Regions from separate parts of the Mus musculus genome. Here region 2 is linked to region 1. The links are chromatin loops, found by intact Hi-C in ENCODE. Cell type or tissue: heart. All regions are shown on one strand. Each heading gives the region's core, and the rest is flanking DNA. Links, peaks and the distances in the headings are about the cores only.

Region 1 (7,120 bases), core at 897-5,896:
GTTATAGTACTTTTAGGAAACCATGGTAGCTCAGGATTTATTGCCCCTGAAAGTACTCATTGATATATTGCTAGGTAGTTATTGTAAGAAATTATAGATGTAGTGGTAGTAAGGTGACTTCACATTTATAAAGGAGATTCTTCTAATTACAGGTCCCTCTGCTGAGAAGAACTGCTCCTCAAAGGGTGTTTATCACTTTAGAGACTCTTAGCTGCTAACATGCCAGTCTTTATTCACCACATATGTTCTTATCCCAAACATACACTCAATATGCATATACAGCCTGACGCCGCCGCCTCCAGACTGAGTCTCATGCTTAGATGGCACTGCTGTGTGTGTAATTTGGGTTTCTTCTTTCAAGCTGTTTTATGTTTATTTTGATTCGTAACTCATCTGAAGGTCCTAAGAAGGTACATAAAATTTATATGACCCTACACAGTGTACACTAACAGCTGTTTATGTAGAGCTTTGCAAACAAAAAAAGGAAAATGTACCAGGGACCCATAATCTGACATGCCAGAGCCCACCGCTATGGACTATATTCTTTCCATGTCTCTTGCTCCCTCCAAAGGCCAGTCTAACAACTTCTACCTTTTAAACACATCCACAGATCTATATTCTTATATTTTTCTGTTGTTTGGTGAGTCCCAGGTTTCCTGGGATCTGCTGTAAAGATAAGGACATAATTCATCAAACTCAGAGTTCCGCTGTCCTCACCCTTACATTCCTCATGCAAGCTCATTGTTGAGAAGTTACCTTCTTAACCCCCACATCACTTTGTCCCTTTGCATGTGTGCAACCAGCTTCCTCTGACGGGACTCTAACAATGCTCATATTTGTTCCCTCCATCTATGCCTCTAAGTCATATATTCATACATACAATTATTGGTCCCCCTAATGTGCAGAGTATCGAGTGCACACATCAAAGTATGCACTTGGACATAATAAGTGCTTTGAGTAAAGAATGATTATAGTCTCTCTGACCCCCCCCCCTAACTTTCCTGTCCATCACTCAAAGGGAGCCGAATCAGAAGAAAAAGCCTTCTCTGAAGATCTGCCCAAAAATAACTCTCTGCAAAGGGAGCATGGTCTCCATATAATCCCTCTTTAAAATCCTACCCACAAAAGAAGATGGATTCACAAAAGAAGGCCAATGCTACATTGTTACAGGTTACATCCCAGGGCTTCTCCAAAACAGGGTTGGTTGCCCAAGAGACTTCTGCACGGCAAGGCAATCTTCAGCATTCCCACTTCCTCATCGTGCACTTGCATAACTTGTAGCTATTTCTCTGCTAGAATGCCTAAGCCCACTCTGTTTTGTAACTAGAAACCTTTTTAAAAACTTCAGTCAGGCTGGGAATTCCTTGAGTCTTATAATCCCCACACTCACATCTATAAGTCACATAATTCAGTGTCAATATATTTCATAGACTCCATCTTTGAGCCTTTGGAGGGCCCAGAGAGAGTTTATCTCATCCCTATACCACTTGAGCTTTGTGAGAGGTAGCTCCTTTAAGTTGCTTTCCAATTCTATAATTGTGTCTTCAGCTCTGCTCTCTCTGTTGGCTCATTCATTTATTTGTATTTGTAATCTATAAGTTTTATGTAGCTCTTTCTAGAATTTGCCTTGATGTTTTTATATTTTTCTTGTCTTTTTTTTTTTTTTTGCTAGTATTATCTACTCTTTTTTTTTTAATCTCTTTTACTCTTTTACACATGACTTTTGAACTCTTTATCAGGACATTCTCATATCTGTGGGTTTTGAGATTGTCCAGATTTTCATTTCTTTCTCTCTGTATTTCTTGTGTTTATTTAATTAAGCTGTTGACTACACTATTGGATCTAAGTTGTATGATCTAAAACCCTAGTTGGGTGGCAATTGCAGAGTGACATCAATACTTAGTTCCAGGCAGTCAAGCCTCCTCAGGCTCACTGATAACTCACAATGCATTAGTCTGTAACTGTCACTATTTAGTTCATAGATTTATTTTCCTTCACTCCCACAAATGCATCAATACACTAAAATCATGTCTATTATATTAACATAACTATTCATTTGATGATATTTCACCTGGAAGGTCCTATAAAATACACCCTTTTCCTCATATACCATTCTCCCAGAAGTTGATATATATATATGTGTGTGTGTGTGTGTGTGTGTGTGTACCTTTGACAAGTTAAAGGTTAAGGATTTTGATAGTCTAGAATCCTAAGGAATTTTGCCTCCATGTTCTAGAAGGGTAAGACACCTTCTAGTTCTCTAAGGCCATTCCCTCCACACTCTATTTTTCCAGTAAGAGAAACAAAGGCTAGGGATAAAATAACACTTCCATTATAAACAATGAATACTTATTCCAAATTACTTCAGCAATTGAAAAACAAAGACATGATTAGAACTTTGTACTGGAAAGCAAGACATTTTTTTTTTCTCAGTTTAATCTGGAAGTTTGTGAATTAGAGTCAGAAACACATCCAAAGGCGACATCAAAGAGGAAGCTGTCTTAACAGCTGGCTGTGTGGCCCGTACAGGTCACCCAGGGTGACAGGCAAGGGCGCCTTCTCCGCGTTTTAGGAACAAAACATAATCTCACCCATCGCAAGTGTGGTTGCCACTTAGAAAATAGAATCATAATAAAGAGGAAGTAAAGAAGTTTGGCTTATTGTCTGCTGTTCTGGACTTGGACATATGGTTTCTCTTCAGGCACCATACTTTGTGCTTTTTAATCACTGATGTTTTCTCCAACAGTATGTGGGTTATTTGCCTATAATCTTAGTATTGGGAGGTCCAGGCAGGAAGATTGCCAGGTTGAGGTCAGCTTGGGATGCATAATGAGGTCAGTGCCAGACTGAGTCACATAGCAACACCTTGATCCCCAACACTCCAAATCTGAGGATGCAGCTCAGTGAGTAGAGTGCTTGCCTTGCATGTCCATAGCTCTGGGTCTGATCTCGACTGCCAGATAAAGAAAAAAAACAAAAGAAAAATAACAACAGAAGGTAAAATGAAGAGCCAGAATTAGCACTCAGGAATTAGCTTTCTCAGACTGCTGTCAACTGGGGGTTCATCATCCAGGAAGGTTTTTCAAAGCTCTCTCCCCCCTCAAAAAATACTCACATACAGACACTAGGCTTTAAGTCTGTACGTTTTAAGACTCTGAGATGATGAGGTCACTGTGGGTCATAGAAGAAGGAAGGAGAAGAATCTGTCTTCTCGGAACTGAAGACAGAATTAAAAATAAAGACAGGACACAAGAACCATTTTTAGGTGCAATATTGCTTTTCTGCCACTGGATGGTGGTGTAAAACCACTCATGCACACAGAAACAAGGGCTTCCTTTCCGGCCTGCCAAGCAGGTTCACTTTGGTCTTAATTTTTACAAACAACCTCAGTGTGGATGCTATACAGTTTCTCCTTTCTGAGCAAAGTTAGATCCATTTTCAAAGTTTTGCAGTGACATGCCTCCTAAAGTCAGGTCCACACTGAGGTGGTTTATCAGCCCTGACACTAGGAAGACAGACGTATCTATAGAATAAGTTTTCTCGGTTTTGACCAGGGTGGTAGTATAAATTAATTATTAGAAAACAAGGAAACCAGTGACTCTCAGATTTGGGTCCATTCTTAATAAACTCATGCATGATTTTTCTTAAGTAGAAATATTCAAACTTGACTATCAACAAGCCAAGAAATCTTCAGAGACCATTCTAAGCATCAAGGTGGGATGTTAGTGGTGGCAGTGGTATGTGAGCGTGTGTCTGGATGTGTAATGAATGTGTTTTGTATGTGAGTATGGTGTGGGTGTATGGATGTCTGTGTCTCTGTGTGTGTACATGTGTTGTATATGTGTATATATGTATGGTATGCGAGTATGGTATGGGTATATGGAGGTGTGTGTGTGTTGTATATGTGTATATGTGTGTGTTATGTGAGTGTGGTGTGGAGGTGTGGGTATGTGAGTTAGTGGTTGGATGACAAGTATGTGAAAGGGGAATGAAAGCAAAACCACGTCTTTCATTTATTTTGAAATTCAGTTCTTCTATGTTGGGGTGGGGTCTGTTCTAGTTTTCTTCTTGGAAAAGTAATTGTTCATTAGAAGAAGACTTAAGCAAGCTATGCAGCTCAGTTTCCCTGCTGCCCCCTCCAGCTCTTACTTTTGTAGTTCTAAGCTCCCTAGCTACATGGCTGAATTTTTCTCTCTTGCCTGCTCACAGGCATACCATGAGGCTGTGGGGTTCCAGACCAGCCTAAAATCAGCAATCTGTGGCTTCGTGCTCACCTGAAACCCTTCTTCGTTTGCTCTTTTTGGTTCTGTCTTCTTGCTGTCACTATTAACTGTGGCTTCTTGACCCAAATCAAGTCACCACGCCAGGCAAGCGCTTTTGGGGAAGGACTGGAGAGACCCAGAGATTACATGGGACTAGGTGTAATTATAGAGAAGAAAATACGGTCTTCTTACAGAGAGCAAGAGGAAGTACGCAGACAGATCCTGAATGTCAAGGCCCTTGAGTGAGAACTCACCACGCTAGGGCAGGCTGTGCACAGAGGCAGGAACAAAATGCACAGAGAAGGGGGCAGAGAGCAAGTGAGAAGATGATGGGAAACTATCAAGTATGTTCTGAGAGTTCATTATGTGCTGACTCTGGGGACATAGAGAGGTCTGTAATAAAATCTCGGGAGATGAGAGGCAAATGTATAATTGGAAGGCTACCAGTTTATCCACAACTGTTTTGAGAGTAAAAGGGATAAAATACTAGGACAAGTCGGAAGAAGCCTAATGCTGGCTGGTTTGAAAGGCTTCCTGGAGGTGCTGACACCACCCAGAGACTAAAGTCACGTTTGTTTGTTGCCTGAAAGTGCTTATGACACATCAAGGGCCCATTTTCACCACTCACCTTTACCTCTAGACCTATAACCTAGGTTTGGTTATAGTATTAGACCTACAACCAGACCTAGAGCTCACTGGGACCCTAGAAGTAAGGAACAGAGTGCAACCAATGAGGAGATGCATTATACCCTTAAAGAACTTGACTTTTTTAATTCACACAAACAGACATGTGGAGAATATTTGTGGGAATGAGTATCAAGCACGTGGGAGGATGATGGAAGAAACACAGGCTGGATCAGTTTGTTGATACATGAGCAGTGAGCAGAGAGTTCCAGTTTTACTGATGCAGCAGACATAGTTTTAAAAGGGGCTAAGAGTTTATATGTTTGACTTAAAGACTGCATCAAAAGACGGGTACTATGAAAGAATTGAGCATGACTGACATGTCTTGGCTTAAGGTTGATCATGGGATTCAAAGGCTCAGAAACGATAGAATGATGGACAGGATTTGCTATTTGAAGCCTATTTTCCACAGTACGAGGGCCCAAAAGATGTCTTGTTGATAAAAGGATAGAAAACAGATTTGTGGGCTGGGAGACAGGTCACTCAGGAAAGCACTTAGCATGGAAGCATTCATTGTTTAATCACCGGAAACTATATTTATGTGTGCCACGGCATGCAACTTACAATCTTAGCACTGGGGAAGTGGAGACAGGCAGATCCCAGAAGTGTACTGACCAGTCATCCTATACTAATCGATGAGTTCTAGGCCAACCAAAAGACTTTCTCTTAAATAGCAAAGTTGCTGAGGAATAATAGCCCTCCCCCCAATCATGCACATTGTATGACAAAACTTTTTTTCTAGAAGACCAACACACATCTACTCATCATAGACAGGAAGCCCATGACAAAGAAAGTATAGATATCAGCAAAGTCCAACTTTGTGAACTAAGTTTTACTATGATTACTTATAGGAATATGGGGGGTACTTACAGGAGCAGAAATAACTCAAAAACAGCAGTGTCACCAAAGCCTATCCGAGGATGGGTAACAACTCAGGAATACTGGGGATCTGGATCACATTGCATAGATGTAGGCAGCTCAAAAGACTGGAGAGTGTTCTTACCAAGTGACTCCATTGGTCTAAACCTCTTCCAGGCAGCATGGCTAGTTTCTGCTTCTTCTAGGTATCCAGTCTGATCTCAGAGTCTTCCTTGTGGCTTCGATTGTCTGACAGTGACTTTCAACAGTTTCTATTCCTTACTCTGAGAAGGAAGGGCCTAGTGAACCCAGTCAGTTTTAGGGACTTCCTAAACTGTATTTAGTTGTTTGTCTTCTGCCTTAAGGAAGTCTCTTGCAGGATGGAATGTTTCAATCTTAGAGGAAAATGTTACACAACATACCCACACCAAAAAGAATAGAAGAAATTGATAATGTTATAGCATAAGCAGTGTTGAAAAGAAAAAAAAAGAAACTCATAAGATGAGTACCAGGCTGTATCTAAAGAGCTCATTACTACTGCTTAATACTTTTGGTGTATGCCAGACATTTCTAGTGGGGTGCTGCAGCTGCCTATTTCAATAATTAAAATATCATGGCATGATTAGGAACCTAGATTAGCAAGGGCTGAGTTGGCAGTGTGAATGTTACAACACAGGCAAAGTCATGTTTATAATGGTTTGACATATGTATACCTTTGGCATTAGTTAGTCACAGTGCTCTGAGAAATGAAATAGATATGAAGGATACTAAGTTAGTCCTTGCTTGATCTGCAGAAGTAGAAAATTCCAGAATGGGTGAATAACAAAAGTTATCCCGAATTATAGCAAAAGAAAAATCATGGCCCATCAATAAATTTCCTGATTTGGACAAGTTTACAGACTCAAAACCATTCAAATAAAGAGTATGGCATGTCTTTTTCAAGAGGGACCTTGCTGCAATTACTATAAGTTTTATTACAACCCTTTTAAAAGTAAAGAGCCATACAGTATTTTTCTAGAGTAACTGTGTGGAAAATAAATAAGACCTTTGGGAACCTGTTGAACATGAGCTCTGCATGGGCATTGATTCTGGAACACCACAAAAAGGTCCTCCAGGTAGGGCTTATGGAGGTCAAATGATCAATGGAACCTCAGAGAACATCAGATTCATGGTATGTCCCCAAACTCAGTCTGTGGCTACTTCTCCAGTATAGACTGCATACTAGTGATAAAAAATATCAGAAAATGCACATTGGTTCATCCACCTGTGAAATAAGAGTTGAAAGTCAATGGAAAACATTAGACCTTCCCTTTACA
Region 2 (5,000 bases), core at 1-5,000, 67 kb after region 1:
AAGGGGCTGTGCCAAAAAGAAAGCAGGGATGCTCAGCTGGAAGAATGGGTCACTTCCTTGGGGGAATCAAATAAGGAGCTGCGTAAGCAAGTATAGTTCAGAGCAGGAAGAATCCAAATGTCAGGGTTTCTCATGCATTTTGAGGTACAGATAGACCAGTTCTGCAGTCCTCATTAAAACAGGCAGAATGGGTTCATGATACAAAAGTTCCCCTTAAGAAAATGTAAGAAATTCCCAAGGGTCAAACAAGACCCTGGGAGGAACTGAGGACCACCCCTGCAAACCTATGGCCAGTGCTCTGTGTGAAGTCCCGTCCACATAACTGCAGAGAGCAGAAAACCATCAGAATGAGAAGACAACGGTACAGCTTAGAGAAAACAAGGCCTCTCAGACACCAGCCCTACCCCCTACACACATGCATTCATCTTTAAGAAATAATCCACCAAAGCGACAGTCAATTTTTTCCAGAATATGCTCTCTGGGACTCTGCATGCATGACCCTTACAAACACCTAAAAGGAAAGCTTCTTGTCTTAAACCAGTTACAAGAAGATTTTTTTTTTTAAAGAGATGCTAGTGTTGCTGGGTAAGGTTGCAGACCTTCAGCTGCTCTAGAGGTCCCTGCAGGACCGGGGCAGTAATGAGAAACCATATAAATGCAAGCAGCCCACCATAGCCTGAGGTTCAAAGGGTATTTTCATTTCAGAAATATCTTCTTGCTTATTGTTTTCCTATAGAAAATGACTTTAGCTCATTTTTTGGATGGATTTTTTTCTGCATTTAACCTCACTCCAAATTCACAGGGATGCCCTTGGTAGACTGTAAAAATTCACCCTGCAGAAGCTCAGTGGGTTTTTCTGTTAGCATCTTACCTAAGAACGTGTTTGAAATGTACTCAGACACCTGGTTCCCTGATCTGCTCATCTCTGAGAGGTGTGTCAGCTCCCGGTTCAGCATCCTTTTGAACTGTTTATAAAGAAAAGAAAATGCATTAAGTGTCTGGGAAAGAGCAAACGATTGCTGGATTGCTGTACTTCCAACTTCACTTTCTAGGAACCAAGAGACTGTATCATCAGCCAATTTCATTAGGTTAATGAGGGCTACAATAGAAATCACAATGTCCCCTCAATTTGAAAGCATCCCAATGTCACTGTAGGAAAAAAAATAGTTGTTAAAATCTCTTAAAATTGTTTTCTGGTTGATTTTTGAAGTGGCAAACTCAGGAAAAGAAATTTTAATAAAGGCCAAAATAATGTCACTTGAATTAGGAAAACTGGGGATAATCCTAAAAATATAGTTTGATGTGATAACGTATTCAGTGAAAACAGATTAAGTGAAAAGTTTAAGAAAAAATGAAAAGAAGAGCAGAAAGCATTTTTTTAAAACAGAGTTGAGAAGAACCAGAATTGAAACACATTACAGTACATTAAAATACAAGGCAAGAAAACATGTCTTATTTCATTTTAAGAAGCACCTGTGGGCTAACCGTACATACAAATTAAACCACTGCTCATGCCGTCCACTCCATGAAATACAGAGGGACATAAAACAATCACATTCTATCAGAGACACAGAACACAATCAGATTAACCCACCTTGATATAACCCCAAGAAACAGATAATAAATAGTTTGCCTCAGGCATTTTGGAAGCTCTTCTTGCCACAATCCACAGATCCCTTTGAAAGAATTCAGTTCTAAGAGAGCGGTCTCCAGGGGGATCAGGAAACCTCTGCAGTTCCAGTGGATAAAGAACCAAAACTTAGAAAAGACAAAGCCTTCCAGACGGGTGGTACTCCCTAATCCACAGCAAGCTGGTCTTCATTCACACCCCATCCTTGCAAGAAGCCTATGCGCTCGCTCCCTCCCTCCCTGCTTATTTCCAGGCAGAAGAGAGTAATGAAACCCGGAATTGTACGAAGGAGGAGCAAGAGCCTGTATTCAGCTGGCCGGTTTGAAGCACTTCTTCAGTTAGGAACAGTCCTGGTGCCCGGAGGGGTTTCCACCCTAGATTAGTCCAACTCTGCCAGGGAGCAGGGAATCTCTTTCCCCTCGGGAGCTGTCTGACTGGGAAACAGCCATCTTTTAAAAAGGAGAAGATTAAAATGGAGGAAGCCCCATGAATATTTAAGTAAACCTGAGGTCCTACCCTCCCCCGTTCCAGCTAGGTGTTCTTTAACCCTCTCTTCCTCTGCAGACAGCCCTCTGCAGATGCAGCCTGACACAGCAGCACTCAGCTCTTCTAATTGCTTCCAAGTGATGGTACATTTGATTAATTGACGCCGAGCTTTGCTTTTAATTTTTTTTTTTTAAATTGGAAAAGGTTAGAACTGTAACTGCTTTCTGACTTGGCTTCCAGGGTAGGAGAATTTCTTTCCTACCAGCTTTTGGTACATTATTTGCCCACCAACTGGGTGCCGATGCATTAGTCTCTTTTCCCCGTGGACTGAATGGGGATGGAATTAATTTATTTGGTTCAAAAAGTACTTCATATGCAGTGTGCAATTTTCTGCACTCAGTAAGTTCATTAATATGCTTATTACATCATATTCTGCAAATGGATTAAATTCATAACCTTTCCGTGTAGGGTCCGGAGTACGCTAGAAAATCTGAGATAGCATTTGCTGCATGAACAACGATTTATCTGGCGTTATGCTTATTTGATATTTTACGGCTGTTACGTCTTATAATTCATGCTAGAAATGTCTCAGAGTTAAATTATTTTAGTTTCATTTTAGCAACCCAGGACATGCTGAAAATGACATTCTTTTCCTGGCTCCCCTGCCAGCCTCTTCTTGTCAGCATTACAGTGCAGGCAGTGGGATGCCTTGCCCTAGCTGACTTCATTTCTCCCCACCTCCCCTACATCCTATTTCCTAGCCTTCCTCGGAGTTCCTGTATTGCATGTTGAAGGATCAGCAAAGCACCATGGCAACAGCCCGAACTTGTAATTGGCTCTCTTTCCTGTGAGGCAATTCCCTTTCCAAATGAGCATCCTGCCTCTGACAATAGCTTCACTTCAGGCATCTAAGACTCAGGTCAAACCATTGCTTCCCCAGAGAGATGCCTTTTGAGGTGAAGCGAGGCTGAACCTGAGTCTCTGCCTGTTGGCTCACTGTACCTCCCACTGTCCTCAGAGATACAACCACTGTCTTTCTGGGTATTCCTGCTTGTGTATGTGTGTATGTTTTCAAGTGTAGCCCGACACCTCTGGGTCAATCATTTCTGCTTTTAGACTACATGTTGAACCTCAGTGCAATTTTGAACTCCAGGTGAATTGCATAAATTCCAAGTTATGTGTTAAGATATAACCCTGTCACTATGGCCTCTCCAAGCCATGAAACTAGCTCTTACTGAAGACTGGGAAGTTGGGAAAGACAGCTTAATGAGTACTGATTGGTCTGCTAGTGTTTCGCAAAGTAACAAACTTTAAACTACAGTAAACATATCTTACATAAAAGCTTAGAGACTAATGATCTCGTATCTAATCCTCCACCCCACCCCCTGCACAAAATTTAGCCAAATATAATAGATATAATAGCCAGGCATTTTGGTTTCTTTGATATCTCTGAAATACTTGCAAACATTTTGGAGTCCACTAGGACTGTCCCACCTCAATCAAACCATTCTGTCATGTTTTCAACAAACACCAATGGGACACCTCAAATGGCCATGCAAAGCAGTTGGGGAAAAAGCAAGCAAAAGAGCAAACACAAGTTCTCTTAGGGTTTCAATCAACTTTCATTCTAGAAGAAGAGTCAGACCTACTAGGATCCACCCACTAATCCTCATTTAACAGTCTGAAGAGGGTAAGGAGGACTATTTAGTGGTTTGGTTGGCTGCTCTGTTCAGGAGACGAGAGCAGGCCAAAAATGAATCATATATGGCAAGATACTTTGTTTCCCCTCTGTCCTTCATATAACTTTTCTTTGTCATAGAAACCTGTTGGGATTCGCGGTTCATCAGTCTGTGTGGTAGAGGATGGTGGTTTTTAGCCATGGGGCTAAGTAAACTACACACCTTCTGTATCTTTACAGAAGGGGTCAGTGTGCTCATGCAAGTAAACAGAGGAATACCATCTCCCTTATATCCACGCCTAAATGAATTCTCCTGTGATCCTATTACTAAGGGCAGGCCAATGCATACCAAAAACAAAGTTGTCCAAAGTCATCCAAAGGTAGCCATAAAATACACATGGCGAAGTACACAAATGGAGGTCATCCAGGATCAGAAACCAATCTAGACCTTCTAAATGTTGCTTAGCAACCACCACTGGTTTTCCTCAGCAAGGGAGGGCCCCACCACACTGACTAGGGCAATCATTGCTCTCATTTAAAAAAAAATTATGAAGGGCCCACTTGTTTGGGGGCTCTGAAAGACTAAGAAAGGCAGATGTGGCCTTCTAACAAGACAAAGTCTGATTAGTAAAGGTAGGGCTAGCCCTGGTGCCTGGACTAGCCAAGGACTGGAATTGATATGTTAAGGTGCCAGCTGATGGACAGTTGAGGAACTCAGGATAGATGGGTTTTCAGAATCTGAATCTGGCAAGTTATAGGTAGCCATGACACAGCAATCAAGCCTCAACATGGATTATCAGTCTTTAGAGCTGGCCTTGGGACATCACCCCATCTTTCTTCTGTGAAACAGGAATGAGACAGGACTTCTAACCCACCTCTCTGCCCCAACCTCTCATGATTGTGTGGTAGATTCTAGGGCAGCCTCCTACAGTTTGGGTGCAGTATTTACTAGCAACTAGCTCCTCTCGGAAAAGAAAACTCTTTCTGTACTGCTGAGGTAAGCAGAGAGGGAACTGGAGATGCCTCTGTGTGCAAGAATAAACCACTGGCTAAGGAGACACATATTAGTCGTAACTCAGACCTCCACAGCCTGAGTCGCTTGGAGCCTTCCTGTGGACTTACCCAGTTAGTTGTCTCAATATGAAGGTAAAATGGATCCAGAGTGAAACTATGGCCCAAGGACTTGTGGAGTTGGAAGGGAATGGA

The links. Peaks named below come from ENCODE experiments on the same cell type or tissue, not always from the same donor. Only the 100,000 strongest peaks of a DNase experiment are listed, where the experiment ranks them.
Region 2: a loop joins it to region 1, with 2.3 times the contacts of the local background. A loop is called at or near these places in 3 of 42 quality-filtered maps.

Annotation. Positions count from the first base shown.
Region 1 is chr4:102,652,891-102,660,010 of GRCm38, reverse strand. No RefSeq gene overlaps it. Among named protein-coding and RNA genes, the nearest start is that of Gm24869, 80 kb to the left of the region's middle. In heart, for the core only: a CTCF peak has its summit at 3,289 (motif pointing right); a DNase peak (open chromatin) is centred at 1,230.
Region 2 is chr4:102,586,796-102,591,795 of GRCm38, reverse strand. Pde4b (phosphodiesterase 4B, cAMP specific) reads right to left here. Exons shown (of 15, transcript NM_019840.2): 7 at 872-965. Among named protein-coding and RNA genes, the nearest start is that of Gm52667, 20 kb to the right of the region's middle. In heart, for the core only: no CTCF peak of the experiment used is centred there; DNase peaks (open chromatin) are centred at 1,955 and 2,945; H3K4me3 peaks cover 704 bases; H3K27ac peaks cover 480 bases.